Linked DNA regions of Homo sapiens: region 2 is linked to region 1. Evidence: chromatin contacts called from ENCODE Hi-C data. All regions are on one chromosome and are shown on one strand. Each heading gives the region's core, a stretch centred on a gene start or an enhancer-like site at or near the end of the contact. The rest is flanking DNA. Distances are from core to core; before and after follow the strand shown. Region 1 overlaps FGR (FGR proto-oncogene, Src family tyrosine kinase). Region 2 overlaps DNAJC8 (DnaJ heat shock protein family (Hsp40) member C8).

Region 1 (2,576 bases), core at 53-2,552:
TAGTGTATTTTATGTGTGGCTCAAGACAATTTTTCTTCTTCCAATGCGGCCCAGGGAAGCCAAAAGATTGGACACCCCTGCAATAACGTGTGTCTCTTAAGGAGCACCTAGTGTTCTCAGCCCTGTGCCTCATGCTCTAAATCCTTGATACAGCAGGCAGGGCGCAGGTGGGGGGAGGGAGGGGCGCAGGAGAGAGAGAGAGAGAGCCATATCTGCCCAGATTTTCTCAGGCAGTCGCTGAATCTGAAGAAGCCAGGTCTCTCTTTTCTCAGCACTGAACTTCGCTGCCTGCTAATACCAGAAAGGGGGCAGCTCAGAGAGTAGCCACAGCATCATTCTGGGCACTTGGTTCTGTTTATAAATATGTCTCTTGAACATCTGGTTTACAGGAGTCGCCTCCGAGATCCCCATCAGGGTCAAAATCAGGTTACAAGTATCAAACTGAGGTCCAACCCTGGACCGCAGTGCTCCTCACTTCAACATCTGCCCTGTGGCCCTCCCCAGCTCCATTCTTCAGTAGCTCTATGACCTTGGATCTTTGACATAAGCCTCTGAGCCTTAGTTGTTGCATCTGCACCTTCTGAGTAGTTGTTGTGAGGGCTTCATGACATGTGGCTCTTGCCCGATGTGCAGTGGCCAAGTGTGACCAATAACCAAAACCAGAATGGCCCCCAGGGACCATTTACCACTCCACCTTCTCTTTTGCATAGGGGGAAGTTACTTTCCCAGGATCACACAGCCAGACAAGGGATTCAAAGTCAGGACTATTAATTCAAGTCCAGAGTTCTGTTCCCTCCCCCACTGCTGTGTTCTCCAAAGCCTGAGCAGGAGATCATGCTGTTCCTAACTAGTGAATGTCATACTTCCGGTCGAACACACCACCCCTGTCATATGGCAGCTGGTCACCCAGCAGGGAGGGACCCTGCCTCCCACTCACCCCTACTGCTGGACATAGGAACCCCAGGTCCACCCATCCTTTTTCGAGGCCCACACTTCCCAAAGCTATGCCAGTTCTTTGATGTAGACACAGGATGTCCTGCCCCCGCAACCCTCACCAAGTATCTGTGGGATCTAGAGGCAGATTTAGGCTCAAATTCTAGCCTGCCTGACAACTAGCTTAAGGCATTGGGCAAGTCAGTTCATCTCCCTGAGCGGCAGCATCTTTGCCTATAAAATAAGAATACAAATGTCCACCTCCTGGGGTTGCTTCTCAGCATCAAATGGGGTCACATCACTGAAAGCATCAGACATACAGTAAGTGCCCAGTGAACTTTCACTTCCCTCCTTTCCCTTGAGGAAGGTCCTCCGTGGCAGTGACGGTGTGGGACCAGAGGGTACAGAACTGGGCAGGGCTGAGAAGAAAGAGAAGTTCCCAGGGTGAGGTGAGAGGGCTGAGCTGGCCCAGCCGCCTGGGGGATTTCATCAAAAGGGAACCGGGACTTTGGGCAGGGGCAGGAAACCACCATCCTGCAAGAGTTCCGGCTTCTCCTCCAGGCTCTGGGCTGGCCGGGGGCAGGCCAGGGCTGGAGGGTCAGGGAGCAAGGCTGAGGTCTGCAGGTGACTCCCATCCCACTGTGCCGCATCTCTCACTAGGCCCTATCCCTCAGACCGGGCGGGCTTCCATCCCTCACCCTCAGTCCTCTCACCGAGACCCTCCACCTGGCTGAATGCCAGTGCCTTTGCTGAGGCCCCCACTGCTCATTAACTCCCTTTCTTTCTTTCTTTGTTCTTCTTCTTCTTCTTCTTCTTTTTTTTTTTTTTGAAACAGTGTCTCATTCTGTCGCCAAGGCTGGAATGCGATGGTTCGATCTCGGCTCACTGCAACCTCTGCCTCCCGGGTTCAAGCAATTCTCCTGCCTCAGCCTCCTGAGTAGCTGGGATTACAGGCGTCTGCCACCATGCCCAGCTAAATTTTTGTATTTTTAGTAGAGATGGGGTTTAGTCATGTTGGCCAGGCTGTTCTTGAACTTCTGACCTCAGGTGATCCACCCACCTCGGCCTCCTAAAGTGCTGGGATTACAGGCGTGAGCCACCGTGCCCTGCCTTCATTAACCCCCTTTCATCTCACACCATCCTTTCTTGAGGCCTCGAAACTGCCTCCTGAAGAAGACATACCCACCCAACCCTGTCTGACTCCACCACCACCGTGGTGAGGCCAGGTGTGTGCAGGATCGGGGGTGGCCTTTACCCTCCATGTGGTCCCGAGGCCATTAGCAGTTTTTTCCACTTCTTGTGGGTAAAAGTGGTTTTCCACCTGTTGCTGAAAACCACCCACCAGCCTCTAAAACACAGCTCTTTAGATGCCATCTGGCCTGGGACTCAGGATTTTCAGGAGATGGAAGCCATGGCGGCGGGGGGCGGGGGTCCAGGGGCAGCCAAGGGATGGGAGTCTAGATTTCACAGTGTGGCCAGACAGGAAGCCCCCTCCCTGGTCCCTCAGGGGAGTGGGGCGGTGAGGGGGACATCCTGCCTTTTCCCACCTTAGGTCAGCCCAGTCTGCTCTGCGTGGGAAGAGCCCTGGCCCCTACTTCCCCAGCTCTGGGGTTCCCTACCCAGCCTCCTGAGGTCTGGCCACT
Region 2 (2,576 bases), core at 39-2,538, 570 kb after region 1:
CCTCCCGAGTAGCTGGGACTACAGGCGCCTGCTACCACGTCCGGCTAATTTTTTGTATTTTTAGTAGAGACAGGGTGTCACCGTGTTAGCCAGGATGGCCTCGATCTCCTGACCTTGTGATCCGCCTGCCTTGACCTCCCAAAGTGCTGGGATTACAGGCGTGAGCCACCCCACCCGGCCTTTCCAGCAGGCATTCTTTCATCTTTACCAACTTAATTTTATTGGAAACAGGTGCCCAATCCCAAGGAGTAAGGCTTGGTATATTGCCTGTCTGTTCTTCGCAGCTCTCCCAGCCAAACTTACCAAGAGGGGTCCCTGTGACCCATTTTCTAACCAGTGACATCTTCTGGGAAAAATTTTGCTCCCTGGATGACTTATTTCTGTTTGGTAGTTGTTATAAGATGTGGTGCTAGAAACTTCTTGCAACTATGAGATGCCAAACCCTCCACAGAGGACGGAGAAGCATAGTAAGAGCCTGTTTCCCTGGAGGTATTACTGAATGAATGATTCCACCATGAACAATACCTGAAACCACCTGTCTCCACTTATGGAAGTAAAATATTCCTCTAATTCTTTTTGCCAGTTATTCCTTGCAGCCAAAACACTCCTAACTGATGCATCAGCCCCTGGGTTCCAGTTTTTAAAAGGGCCACTTTCTTCAGGAAACATTCCCTGGCTGCTAAAAATGAGATCAAGGGCCCCCTTCTCGGAGCAGTGGACAGTCTTCTTGCCCGTGTGCCCCAGCTGTGAGGCAGGCAACAGGGGTCCTGCAGTGTTCACCACTGTATTTCTAAACCAGCATATTTGTTCAATGAATAAACACACCTGATATGATTTGGATTTGTGTCCCCACCCAAATCTCATGCCCAATTGTAATCCCCCACGTTGGAGGAGGGACCTGGTAAGAGGTCATATGATCCATATGTTTGGATCATAGGGGCCGCCCCCTTTGCTGTTCTTGTGATAGTGAGTTCTTATCTATCACTATCCAGATAGTGAGATCTGGTTGTTTAAAAGCGTACAGCACCTCTCCCTGCGCTCTCTTCCTCCTGCTCCGGCCATGTAAGACGTGCCTCCTTCCTCTTCACCTTCTGCCACAACTGTTAAGTTTCCTGAGGCCTCCCCAGCCATGCTTCCTGTAAAGCCTGTGAAACCATGAGTCAATTAAACCTCTTTTCTTTATAAATTACCCAGTCTCAGGTAGTTCTTCATAGCAGTGTGAGAACTAACACCCATAGCTAATTGCTGGCACAGCCTCCTTGAGGGCAAAGGTAAGTTTGCAGATAGCTGAACTGAACCACCACCACTTAACCTCTAAGGAAGCGGTGTGTGCACCCACATCCTGGACTGAAATGGGGTTGCTTGGCTTTGCTTGGCTAGAAAAGATAATCACTGCCCCCCTAGTCAGGACTGCATTACCTCACGGCATGTATCACTTTTGCAGGGCAACTAAACATTTTCTCCCCCTGCCTTGGTCCAGTTTTAGCCAGAAGCACACCCACCCACCCACCCACTCATCACTGTGCTCTACTTCACATGTGGTTTGGATGTGCTCAGTGGTACTTGGAAGGACAGTAAGACACCCAAGCCTCTGTCCTCTCCCACAGAGAAATGAAAGTTGCACTTCTCATGATACTAAAAGACATGGTGCCTTTCGTAGTCATTGTGCCTGTTTACTCATCTACAAGACATTGCAAAAAGCAAAACTCTAGTTTTGAGTCACCTAGTTTCCTGTATCTTCACATTTCAAGTGTCACCTTTCCCCTTCTCACTTTGGGCCCCTCCTGAGGGCTGATTCTGTCCCTGAAAGCAAGCAGGACATTTAAGCATAGACTGTGAGCTGGACGCTTTCATATATTACTTCATTTAATCCTCAAAACAATCAGTATCTTCATTTTACACAGAAATAATAGGATATTGGCAATACCCAAGGAGCACTATGGTAGTTACCTTGTATATGCCATGGCAAATCTGCCCTAAAAGCTGCTGCAGTAATTCATATTCCCATTTCATAGATGAAGAAACTAAGGTTCAGCCAGGTCTGTCCAACCCCAAAGCATTTTGGGGTTCAGCCAAGCCAGACAAGGGACCCACAAGGGAGAGTACAAGGAAAAGTACATCAATGGCTTGGGTATAAAAATTTATTATACATAAAGAATATTACCACTAACAAATGCAGACAGGCTAGGACATGGTACTGGGTGGAGGACGGCTAGCTCTTTGGAAAGTGAAAGGTTTGGGTGGCGTGGGCCTCATGCCACACTGATTGGTCAGTAGACAGGGGGCACATGCCAAACACCACAGGGCATCAGATGCTGCTCTGTGTGCTCACAAGTGTTCCCTGTCTTATCTGGGCCTTCGAAGGGAGCACACCCAGAAGCGAGCAACTGAAGCGAAGGGGCTTCCTAAGGTGCCCCTTCCAGGCTTGTCTCTGAAGTCACAGCAACACTGTTTTAAGCAGTATGTTTAATTGGATGATTTCCACAAACTATCCACGAAGTTTCTAACCATCACAATTCAGTGAAGTACAAAACACTGAGTTACAGGCTGTGGGAAGAGAAGGCAGCACCAATGGT

What was found. Hi-C counts contacts between places; a loop is a spot of excess contacts on that map. Pooled maps may share reads with other maps.
Region 2: a loop to region 1 is called in a map with no recorded cell type, with 19 times the contacts of the local background. The contact joins two enhancer-like sites. A Hi-C loop is called at or near these places in 5 of 37 single-sample maps with no recorded cell type and 4 of 50 pooled maps.

What each region holds. Positions count from the first base shown.
Region 1 is chr1:27,630,394-27,632,969 of GRCh38, forward strand. All of the region lies in intron 1 of FGR (FGR proto-oncogene, Src family tyrosine kinase), which reads right to left. Among named protein-coding and RNA genes, the nearest start is that of FGR, 3.5 kb to the right of the region's middle. RefSeq lists enhancers at 1,509-2,009, 1,518-1,567, 1,698-1,837, 2,238-2,287. Within about 2 kb of position 1,303, at least 25 of the 41 ENCODE cell types and tissues checked have a DNase peak (open chromatin) inside an H3K27ac peak, as active enhancers do.
Region 2 is chr1:28,198,430-28,201,005 of GRCh38, forward strand. DNAJC8 (DnaJ heat shock protein family (Hsp40) member C8) reads right to left here. Exons shown (of 9, transcript NM_014280.3): 9 at 1,849-2,576. Among named protein-coding and RNA genes, the nearest start is that of PTAFR, 23 kb to the left of the region's middle. RefSeq lists a silencer at 1,236-1,565. Within about 2 kb of position 1,289, at least 6 of the 41 ENCODE cell types and tissues checked have a DNase peak (open chromatin) inside an H3K27ac peak, as active enhancers do.